Linked DNA regions of Homo sapiens: region 2 is linked to region 1. A link is a contact called in ENCODE POLR2A ChIA-PET data. All regions are on one chromosome and are shown on one strand. The core of a region is the stretch at or near the end of the contact, and the rest is flanking DNA. Distances in the headings are between cores, read along the strand shown.

Region 1 (5,868 bases), core at 921-3,420:
TTAAACATTCTCTCATTTCCTACGTTTGGGGTTTTTTTTTTTTTGGTCTTTTCTTTTTTTTTCCTTTTTGTGGAGAATGGCGTCTTGTTATGTTGCCCAGGCAGGTCTTAAACTCCTGGCCTCAAGCTATCTCCCTGCCTCTGCCTCCCTAAAGTAGTGGGATTATGGCGTGAGCCACCATGTCTAGCCTCTAATTTCCTATCTTCAAAAAGGCTCCAGCCCCACTTGGTGGCTCACGCCTGTAATCCCAGCACTTTGGGAACTTTGGGAGGTCGAGGCAGGTGGATCACCTGAGGTCAGGAGTTTGAGATCAGCCTGGCCAACATGGCGAAACTCCGTCTCTACTAAAAGTACAAAAATTAGCTGGGCGTGGTGGCGGGTGCTTGTAATCCCAGCTACTCAGGAGGCTGCGGCAGGATAAACTTGAACCCGGGAGGCAGAGGTTGCAGTGAGCCAAGATGGTACCACTGCACTCCAGCCTGAGCGATAGCTCAAAAAAAAAAAAAAAAAAAAAAAAAGGCTTCATGTCCCATACCTCCTTTGAGTTCTCACCCTATTTTGCTGCTTTCCTTCTTAAAAAGAGGTGTCCACGACCGGGCGCGGTGGTTCACGCCTGTAATCCCAACACTTTGGGAGGCTGAGGTGGGTGGATTATTTGAGCTCAGGAGTTCAAGACCAGCCTGGGCAACTTGGCGAAACCCCGTCTCTACCAAAAATACAAAAACTTAGCCGGGCGTGGTGGCATGCGCCTGTAGTCCCAGCTACTGGGGAGGTTGAGGCGAGGGGGTCGCCTGAGCCCGGGAGGTTGAAGCTGCAGTGAGCTGAGATCGTGCCATTGCACTCCAGCCTGGGTGACAGGGCCAGACCCAGTCCCCCCAAAAATAAAAGTGTTGGGCTTGTTATCAATGTGTAGTGCCTTACATTGTATAAACTCATTTAATCTTCACAATAGCATCGTGGCTGGGGGCCGGGGGAGGACTATTGTAAACCCCATTTTACAGAAAAGGAAACAAAGGCACAGAGCGGCAGAGCTGGGATTACGAACCCAGGCAATCTGGCTTTAGAGACCATACCCTTAACTGTGCTAAAGCATTATCCCAACATACGTTGATATATTTGTGACTTTATTTCTTCAGCGATTATCTCCCCTCGCCAATGCACAGGTCTGCGGGAGCATGGACTGTCTGAAAGGTTCTGAGTTTAGCTTTAAGCACAGTGCCTGGCACATACCATTTGTTGAATAAATGGATCTACCTATCTATATATATGTGTGTGTGTGTGTGTGTATGTGTGTGTGTGTGTGTGTGTGTATATATATATATATATATATATATATTTTTTTTTTTTTTTTTTTTTTTTTTGAGATGGAGTTTTGCTCTTGTTGTCCAGACTGGAGTGCAATGGCGCGATCTCGGCTCACCGCGACCTCCGCCTCCCGGGTTCAAGCGATTCTCCAGCCTCAGCCCCCTGAGTAGTTGGGATTACAGGCATGCGCCACCACGCCAACCTAATTTTGTATTTTTAGTGGAGACGGGGTTTCTCCATGTTGGTCAGGCTGATCTCGAACTCCCGACCTCAGGTGATCCGCCCGCTTCGGCCTCCCAAAGTGCTGTGATTACAGGCGTGAGCCACCTCACCTGGCCTACTGGATCAATATCTTTTTAAAAAATTCCACACTGGGAGACATTTGGTGTAGGACTGAATCCCCGTATTTTAGAAGCCGCCTTGTCTCTTCTTGCCTCGATTTCCCATCCTGTTAATCAGGAGACTCAGGGCGGGAGGACAAAGCCAGGTGCAAGAGGCGTGAGCACAGCGACTAGGAAAATGGAGTCGGAAGCCGTAATCTTCAGTTTCCTCCGCTGCATGAGGCACCATGTGCACCACGTGGACTAAAGGAGACACTTTCTCCATTTTGAAGCGGTGTCCAGGCTTCAAGACCTAGGCTCCAATTTCTCACCGTGAAGAAGCTCGGGAAAACCGGGCGCTTGGGGAGGCGCGCGGGCAGAGGCTACCCGTCCCCGCGGCCTCTAGACAGGGGCGGAGTCCCTACCCGGCCTCCGCGGGCCCCGCCCCCGGACGGCGGAAGCCGAGCTCGCCCTCTCCGCCCGGGCCTGGGCGTGTCCCACGGGCGCACGGCATGCTGGGAAGGCGTCCGCGCGGCGGCCATTTTGTCTTGTCGGCTCCTGTGTGTAGGAGGGATTTCGGCCTGAGAGCGGGCCGAGGAGATTGGCGACGGTGTCGCCCGTGTTTTCGTTGGCGGGTGCCTGGGCTGGTGGGAACAGCCGCCCGAAGGAAGCACCATGATTTCGGCCGCGCAGTTGTTGGATGAGTTAATGGGCCGGGACCGAAACCTAGCCCCGGACGAGAAGCGCAGCAACGTGCGGTGGGACCACGAGAGCGTAAGTCCCGCGGGCCTTGGCCTGAGCCCGGGCTCCGTGGGGGAGGGGAGCGGGCGCGGGCTGTGGCCCTCCTGGCCGCGGCGCGATGTGGCCAGGGCCGCACCCGGGGTCGAGCGTCTGACCCGGTGCCCATGGAGCCAGGAGGGAGGATGCTGTCCGGACCCGGGGATGGGGGTGATTTGGTTTTGTTGTTCTAGTATCAAGGGGGTCCGGGAGAGCCCTTGGCATAATTGAAAAGCACCTTGATGAGGCGGGGAAACGCGGGAAAGAAGGATAGCAGCGTCTTATTAAATCTAGCGGCTCCGAGGTTTCACCTCATTATGAAATAGGGAGAAGGGCACATTTTTCTATAGTTTGGGTTGAACGTCGTATTTAGACTAAAATTTCTGACCAGGATTCATGGTAAAAATCGTGGCGGTATTTTATTTAAGTAATTACAGCATGACGCTTATACGGGGAAATAGAAATGTAAAAGAAGTCGTTTACTTGTTAGGGTTTACCGTGATGATTTACAAGTATTGTTCGTTAACAGTATTCTAAGAAGTCCCTTATAGAGGCAGCTGTCAAGGTTTTTTCTTCCACATAAAACTCATTTGATGCTCTTAGCCCGGGGAGTAAAGGTAAATATTATAACCCCAGTTTCACTGGTGAGACTTAAAAAGGCTCACCCAAAGTCTTGGCAACTGAGGAAACTAATCTTTGTAGTTCTGTTAGCTTTCCACAATCCTATGAAACTGGTTCTCTGCACCTACTGTAGCATTTCAAGTGTTTTGATCTAGTTTTGAACATGCAGTGTAATGTTTACTTTAGGTCTTATCTGGAGAATAGATACAGAATTTAATTTTACTTTGAGGTTATAATCTAACATGCTAATTTTAAAACAATTGCTAATCAAAATAGGAAGGAATAGTTCAGGTAATGCATGCTTCTTTAGAAAACTGTTTTCTTACTCTTTTTAAACGTAGGCTTTGGTTAAGGTAAAATTTCTTTTTTGCAGTGTAGGAAAGCAAGTTGGTGCTAGATGACTCCTTTTAGGACTTTAAGAAAGAGTAAGTTTGGCTCAAGTTGTGTTGGGGTGCTAACTGATTCCAAAGTAGTATGAAACATTCTTAGAGTAGAATTTATTGTTTTTAAGAGGTGGGTTTTTTGTTTTTAACATTTAGGCTCCCCATCCCCCCGACCATTTGTCACAATAGGAGACTAAGGAACTGCTTACCTTGACCATCTTTCTTTTGTAGGCATCTTTGTTATAGCGAAGTAACTTTTTTTTTTTTTAACTACCTGACTCTGTAACCTTTCAGTCTAAACTTTGCAAATGTGTTAGGAATAACGCTCAAAATCCTAAGTAAGGTAAAAAACCAAAACATTATGGCGATTTGGCTTATGTTCAATAGGTTATTTGTATATTTTGAATTCAAGAGAAAAATGCTTTCCATTGCACTCCTTATCAGTTGGAACAGCCTTGTATCTCTGCACCCTTGACTTTGAACACGTTTTAGAGAAACTGTTTTCTTTCCCGGGGTAATTTGTTGCCACATTGCATTGTATGTGATGGGTTTATGACTCTTCAATGATGAGGCCCTCAGAATAGCAATTTAGGTTTTATGTCATCTCAGCCGTAATCTGCTTTGCTTTCAGTTTTAGTACTTTTCACTAATTTTAACTTTCAGTGTTTATTACTAAAGTATTTAATGCCTTAATGACAGATTGCACTTCACTCTAGATTGAAGGATTTCAAGTCAGTTACTGGCATTTCAGATTGATATCTGCAGGGAAAATGTTGGTAGTGTTGAGCAAAAACAAAGCACATGGTCTCATCTAAATAGGTGGAATTATTGTATAATGAAGCTGGGGAAGCTGTTGATATCGTTTCCGGGTCATCTGCATATTCTTGTACTGTTGGCTGTTAGTGCTAAACCTGCAGGGATGGGCAAACCCATTATATGCTGAAAAGGAGTCACCTTTTCTATAGCCTAATATTTTAACATATTTTTGCATTCCTGTTCTATCTGGAAATTTTTCTTGGCCATACTTGCATTAAATGGAAGAAGCCATTTCAGCTGGATGGGGCCCTTGTTTTTTTTTTTGGAATAGAGATAAATACCAAAATAAGGAAAGGAAGCAACCATTAATTAAAAGACAGTTGCCGTGGCATCTGTAAGTATTTAACAGTCAAAATGCTAACTTTACCTAGTATTAAAGGTAGTCCCTAGATAGCTGTATTTGACCTGTGGAATTTGTTTTAAATGCATATTTCTGTACTTCAACCCCTTCAACTCCCCTTCCCAGAGAGTCAGATTCTGTCTGTCTTGGGGAAGGGTCCCAGTATCTGCATTTTTTATGGCTCCTCTTATGCATTCTTTTTTTTTTTTTTTTTTTTTTTTGAGACGGCGTCTTGCTCTGTCTCCCAGGCTGGAGTGCAATGGCGTGATTTTGGCTCATTGCACCCTCCGCCTCCCGGGTTCAAGCGATTCTCCTGCTTCAGCCTCCCCAGTAGCTGGAACTACAGGCGCCCTCCACCACGCCCAGCTAATTTTTATATTTTTAATAGAGATGGGGTTTCACCATGTTGGCCAGGATGGTCTCGATCTATTGACCTCGTGATCTGCCCGCCTCGGCCTCCCAAAGTGCTGGGATTACAGGCGCGAGCCACCGCGCCCGGCCGGCTCCTCTTATGCATTCTAAAGTTTGTGACCTACTGTTTCCTGACCCATCCTGATTAGTCCTGGGCTTTTAATTGTGCATATCTGCACAATTAAATCTTAATTGGTATTAATTTGGTAGTAGATTCTAATACTGTACTTTTTTCTCCTTTTCATGATGGGTAATAAGTGAGCAAGCAGCACTTGCGAAGCGCAGTTTCAAGTGAAGGATGCATCTGTGATGCAAAATCATCGACCATTTATTTGTAATGGTGTGTATGTAACCTTCACCAAGGTATTTTACTGGGGCTAGTGCTTTTACAGGCATTTCCAACTTTGTAGATTGCTACCTCTGGATCTGAGAAACTGCAGCTAAAGTGAAGTCGGCTTTAATACTGTTTCATGGATTCATTGGTACACCCTCCCACCGTGTTTATTTGTATTTTGCAATTGTTTGAGATTATTGTTTTGGTTTTTTGCACTAAGCAATTGCTTGGTTAATCCTAAACAACCACAGTGATGAGGAAAGCATGTGATTGTAACTAACTGCCTAGGGTGAGTACCTTTCAGTGAGGGTTTGATTTCAGTGTTAGCCAGAGAAGGCACTAGTAGCCATATTATTAGAAGATTGTAGTAAATTGTAAAGTCTGATCGGGAGTTTTGTTATTTTTTATGTAGCAAGACAGAAATTTTGTAGTTCAAATTGAGGTTTTTATATTCTAGATCTCAACCTGAAAATGAAATTACTTAATCATTAACACTGATTCTAATATCTGAAATGAGTTTTCTTCCATTTATCAAACTCAAGCCTACCCTTCCTTCCATGA
Region 2 (5,868 bases), core at 1,644-4,143, about 13 Mb after region 1:
GGGCCTCAGTTGGGGAACATACCACCCACTCTCCCATGAGTAAAAAGGATTTTGAGGCCGGGTGCAGTGGCTCACGCCTATAATCCCAGCACTTTGGGAGGCCGAGGCGGGTGGATCACAAGGTCAGGAGTTCGAGACCATCCTGGCCAAGATGGTGAAACCTCGTCTCTACTAAAAATACAAAAAAATTAGCCGGGCGTGGTGGTGGGCGCCTGTAATCCCAGCTACTCAGGAGGCTTGAGGCAGAGGATTGTTTGAACCTGGGAGGCGGAGGTTGCAGTGAGCTGAGATCATGTCACTGCACTCCAGCCTGGGCGACAGAGTGAGACTCCGTATCAGAAAAAAAAAAATTTTTTTTTTGAACTTTTTGAACTCTCTGGAGTGAACCCAGCAATCTGAGGTTTTTGTTATTTTGTTGCCCAGGCTGGAGTGCAGTGGCAGGATCATAGCTCAATGCAGCCTTGAACTCCTGGACTCAAGCAATCCTCCTGCCACAGCATCCTGAGTAGCTGGGACCATAAGCGCACACCACCATGCTTGGCTAAATTTTTTTTTTTTTTTTTAAGAGATGATGGTCTCACTATGTTGCTTAGGCTGGTCTTGAACTCCTGGTCTCAAGTAATCCTTCTGTCTGGGCCTCCCAAAGTGCTAGGATTACAGGTGTGAGCCCACCATATCCTGCCCTGGAGGTTTTTTTCTTTTCTTTTTCTTTTTTTAGGTTCCTCTGTTAACTGTGATCCACAGCTAGAACCACCCTCTGGAGGAAGGGAGGTCATCACTTCCCTTCTTTCAACTATTTGCTCAGCTTGGGCCTCAAATTCTCACTTTTCAAGTGCATCTCATGAGCCCTAACAGACAGGAACCCCTTTGTTTCCCAGATCTCAAGTCCCTTCTCCTGGCAGTCATACAACTGGACTTGGAAAGAAGGCAAATAGGATCCTCTTCAAACTCAGCCAAAGTTAGCTGGCTGGGTTCTCCTTCCCATCTACCTCTCCTGCCAGGAGGAGGAAAGCTAGTGGGATGGGAAACCCAGACTCAGGGCCATCTCCTACTTCCGCACAGCTAGCAGCCCAGGCCTAACCAGCCAGCCAGCTTGGCCTTGCCACAGGCCCAAGGCCACCCCCCACCAAAACATGTGGAATCCATCCTCTCAGGGGCTGTCCCAAGGGCACATTTCCTATGGCTTGCATGCCAAGGAAACTGGAGCGGCTTGTCTGTTCCAGGTCCTTCCAAGGCCAAAGGCCCACAGATGGTGCCCAGGCCAGGTCTCAGTGGGCAGGCCCAAGGGCTACAATGAATGATGCAGGGAGCCCTCAGCAACACCCTGGGCCCATGAATCCCCAACGGGGACAGCAAGGTGGGAGAGATGAGCCCCAGCTGGAATCCCTGGGACCAGGTCTGTCTCTGCCCATACCCAGACTCTCTTTTCTCTTGAGAAAGGAGGAAGAATGAGGAGTAAGAAGGAAAAAAAAATCCAGTCACTGTCCCTAGTTAAGCCATCTCCTTAGAAGTGAGGGCCCAGTGGGGCAGGTAGGCTGTGTATACTCCACGAGGATCCCTAAGGACCTCTGCCTGGAGACATGAGTCGAAAACAGAGGAAGCCCACAGCAAACCCGTAGATGAGCAAGAAGCCAGTGTCAAATGCTTGGGCACATGGCTTCGGACGTGGTGGAGTTAGAACCTGAAGGCCAAATAAAAATGCAGAGAGGGTGACAAGGCAGATGGGCACAGTTTCCAAGCCCTCTGGGGCAACCTGAACAGCAGACTAGAGCACTGGCAGGGTCAGGCTGAGGTCCTCACACACTGAGCAGAAGTCGCTGCTTTGCAAGGGCTTTTGAAGCTGCAATCTGAGCAGCTCTCAAAACCCCAAAGGGGTCAGGACAGCACTCTTTGAAGCAACTCTCGCAGACTCCTCCGGCCCCAGACCAGCAGGGCTCCACTCTGCACGTCCAGACTAATCAACTCCCGGACACGATGACAGGAGGCAGAAAGCCCAGAAGAGAGCCGGCCTGTGACTGGGCTGGGCCTCCCCTCAGGCCAGGCCACCACCGTCTCTGGTCTAAGCTGGAGTCCTCCCAGCGAAGGCGCCTGGCCCTGCCTCAGGAGTAAAGTCCGCCCGTGCACAAGCTGGAATCCCCTGGCCCTAGCCTCAGCGTCCCGTGCCCGTGGGAAGCCAGGCTCCTTCCTCCTTATTAGCAGCCGGGAGCCATCTCAGACACGCTAGAGCTCCGCCAGTTCCCAATCAGAAAAAACAGGGCAGACTTGGACTGGGACCAAGGCCGATGCAGGGTAACCCCGGTTTCTCAGCGAGGGCCCTTTCCCAAACTTTCTCATCACTTTCCAGCCCTCCTACCCTAGACTTCTCAACCCACCCGCCACAATTCACTGGCTCCCCAAACTCCTCCATCTCCCAGTCACTCGGAATCCCTGTGCCGCGGAAGCCCCCAGGCCTCCCAGCTGCTTCCAGCCCTCCGCTGCAGAACCTGCTTCCCCTTCCCACTTCTCCACCGCGACCCGCCGCAGCCCGAGGGTCCCGGCCCGCCCTCCACCGTCTCCCGGAGTTCCTCATGCATTCCCCAGGGCCCTCACTCGAGGCCCCTTCAGCCGCCGGCCCGGGCGCCCTCGCAGCGCCTCTCGCCCCCGTCCGCTCGCGTCCTCCTTGCTCACCTGGTACTGCGCCGCGGGGCCCGCGGGGCCCATGGGGCGGAAGGCGGCGGCCCCGGGGCCCCCCACGCCTCCTGCCGGACCCGGTCCCCGGAGCGCCGGTCCGGGCAGCATGCCGGGTCCCGCGGGGGGAGGCGGCGCTCCCAGGGCCGCAGCCACGGCGCCGCCGCCAGGGCTTAGCGGGGGCAGCGGGAACCCGCCCGCGCCTCGGCCCGACATCGCTCCGTCCCGTCCCGCGGTGCCGCGATCCGGACTCCGGGCTCCGCGTCGAGTCCACTCCGTGCTCTGTGCTCCGCGATCCGGGACTTGGCGATCTTAATTCCGGGTTCCGGGATTTGTCGATCCGGGCTCCGGGATTTCCTAATCCAAGTTCGCGAGTTCCTCACAGACCCGGTTCGGGACAGATTCCGCTCCTGCCCGGGAGATTCCGGATCCAGGATCTGCTGCGGGCCCGCCTTCCGTCCCCGGCCTCCGGAGGTTTGGCCGCCCGAGTCGAGTTACCCAGAGGCGGCTACGAACTCCCTGCCCCGCCCAACCCAGCCCAGCACTAGGCCCCGCCTCTACCTGGTGCCCAATGCTCGAGTGCCTCCTCGAATCCTGCCCCTCGCGAGACCCGCCCCCAGCGGGCACCGCCCCTAACTGCCGACCTCAGAGCCCCACCCCCCCACCTTTGGCCCAGCCTTTCGTCGGAGGGGCGGGAGCGGAAGCTGCGCGCGGAAGCGCCGAGTGAGGCGCGGGGTCAGAGGTCTAAGGTCACTTAGGGGCTTCACAGTGAATGAGCCGTTGCTACTACTCTCTCCCGGTATAGCACCCTCACCGAATTCCGCGGCCACACTCCCCGAAAATAGTTTTGTCAAGTCTCCTTTCTGCATCTTCGGCGTTAAAGACTCAACTCAGAGTCGGTAGCTGTGGCTCACGCCTGTAATCCCAGCGCTTTGGGAGGCTGAGGCGGGCGGATCCCCTGAGGTCAGAAGTTCGAGACCAGCCTGGCCAACATGGTGAAAACCCCGTCTCTACTAAAAATACAAAAATTAGCCGAGTGTGGTGACGGGCGCCTGTAATCCAAGCTACTCGGCAGGCTGAGGCAGGAGAATCGCTTGAACCTTGGAGGCAGAGGTTGCAATGAGCCGAGATCGCCCCACTGCACTCCAGCCTGGGCGGCAAGAGTGAAACTCATCAAAAAAAAAAAAAAAAAAAAAAAAGACTCAGCTGCTCTGTGGGGCAGAACAGCAGCCAACTCAACTTCCTGTAAAAGCTCATGCTGGTAGCTCGGAACTGCCAAGGGACCTAGGAGGCTCCAGACTTGACCCAGCTGGTGAACGGTCGACTTGGCCAAGGCTGAGTTCTACCGCACATTTTTAACGTGGCTCCGCCTCACTTTAAGGAAGCCTGGTACTTTACTCCCCAGAAAATGCTTCTAGTCAAAAGAAATTTGGCTTATGAGAAACCTCCCCGCAGTTTAAAAAAAGAGGTCTTTCTCCAGTATTTATAGCACTTAATTTTCAAAAATGCAGTATCTTTTCAGGTACACTGTGCTGTATCAAAGTATTCAAAAATGCGTCAGCTGTGCCAGGGAGCCTACCCTCTGATGGTCTGGATCTCCTCGCCGTGATATGGACCAGTGCTGCTTAAACTTTAATGAGCACATAAAAAACACTCGAGGCTCTTATTAAAAATGCAGATTGTGGCAGGGCCCAGGACTCTGCATTTGTAACAAGCTGCCAGCGATGCTGTTGCTTCTCAGACCACACTGTCAAGAAGCCGGGATCTAGACTTTTTTTTTTTTTTAGTTTTTTTACTATAATTGCTTTATTTTTCCAGCCCCAACCAAGTAATACTTCCTTCCTTGCATCATAGCACCCCAGATCTTTTTTACAGTATAGTTCTCCAGTGCTTTTTAGAAATTAGTTCTCCTCATGCCTCTAGTGATAAACACCGCTGCTGCTGTTTTCTTACCTCCTGAACTTAGAGATCCCACTCTATTGCCCCAAGAGTCGATAACCTGTCAGTCTGGGGACTGGCCACTGGAATTGTTAAAGTCACTGAATCATGGCCCCTCCCATCCCTGTAAAGTGGGTTAAGAGTTCATGATAAGGCAGCTAATATCCATTTCAATCCTTTTAAGCTTCTAGAACAACAGTAATTCTCAAAGTGATAGGGGCAGTGGAGAATCAGAGTCCTCTGGGAAGCTACTCCAAAATACCTCCGCCAGCCACCCCTCCAATCCAATGGCTCTCAGTATTGTATTTGAAAAATAAGCTTCCTAGGTAATTCTGATGCGACCCAGTGGGTCGCATCAGAAAACACAAGATTTTTTCTACCCTAGAAAAGGGGCAAGCTAATAAGTGCATTTAAAAGCAGATCAGCTGGGTGGAGTGGCTCACACCTGTAATCCCAGCACTTTGGGAGGCCAAGGTGAGTGGATCACTTGAAGTCAGGAGTTCGAGACCAGTCTGGCCAAGATGGTGAAACCATGTCTCTACTAAAAATATAAAAATTAGCTGGGCGTGGTGGTGCACACCTGTAATCCCAGCTACTCAGGAGGCTGAGGCACGAGAATTGCTTGAACCCAAGAGGCAGTGGTTGCAGTGAGCAGAGATCGTGCCACTGCACTCCAGCCTGGGTGACAGAGTAAGACACTGTCTCAATAATAATAAAGCAGATCAAACGGTTAAATATAACTCAGTTCCTGTCAATCCCTTGTTTAAAACCCTCCCCAGCTCCCCATTGCTCTTAGATTGAATGTCACACTCCCTCCTGTGACATTTAAGGCTCTGCAGGACCTGGTCCCTGCTTACCTCCTTGGGTTCATTTTAAATCACTGCCTTTGGCTCTCCAAGCATTGGCCCAGATGGTCTCCTTGCAGTTTTTCAAACTACCCATCCCCTTCCCATCTCAGAGCCTCTCTGTTCTCTCACACCCTACTTCCCACCAAGTGATTATCACAGTACATCATTACTTAAGTGTGTGCTGATTTACTGTCTGATGTGGCTCACCCACTAAAATATAAACTCTACGAAGGCAGGATCTTTTTCTCTCTCAATTTATCTTTTTATTTTAAAATTTGTATTTTTTTAAGACAGTGATTTGCTAGGTTGCCCAGGCTGGCCTCAAACCCCTGGGCTCAAGTGATAGTTCCTGAATAGCTGAGTAGGTATACACCACACCTGGCTATTTTTTTAAATTGAAGTGAGATTTACGTAA

Evidence for each region. ChIA-PET counts read pairs that join two places held with the same protein, here RNA polymerase II (POLR2A).
Region 2: POLR2A ChIA-PET joins it to region 1 with 19 read pairs in naive thymus-derived CD4-positive, alpha-beta T cell. The contact joins the promoter of SMARCD2 here to the promoter of LUC7L3 in region 1. POLR2A ChIA-PET finds 5 or more read pairs at or near these places in 2 of 52 experiments (activated B cell and naive thymus-derived CD4-positive, alpha-beta T cell).

What each region holds. Positions count from the first base shown.
Region 1 is chr17:50,717,433-50,723,300 of GRCh38, forward strand. LUC7L3 (LUC7 like 3 pre-mRNA splicing factor) reads left to right here and starts at 2,171. Exons shown (of 10, transcript NM_016424.5): 1 at 2,171-2,399. The coding sequence starts at 2,301. RefSeq lists silencers at 1,878-2,107, 2,448-2,507 and an enhancer at 2,138-2,277.
Region 2 is chr17:63,839,792-63,845,659 of GRCh38, forward strand. SMARCD2 (SWI/SNF related BAF chromatin remodeling complex subunit D2) reads right to left here and starts at 2,894. Exons shown (of 13, transcript NM_001098426.2): 1 at 2,668-2,894. The coding sequence starts at 2,883. RefSeq lists an enhancer at 1,817-1,896, silencers at 2,617-2,846, 3,217-3,386 and a cis regulatory region at 4,496-4,885.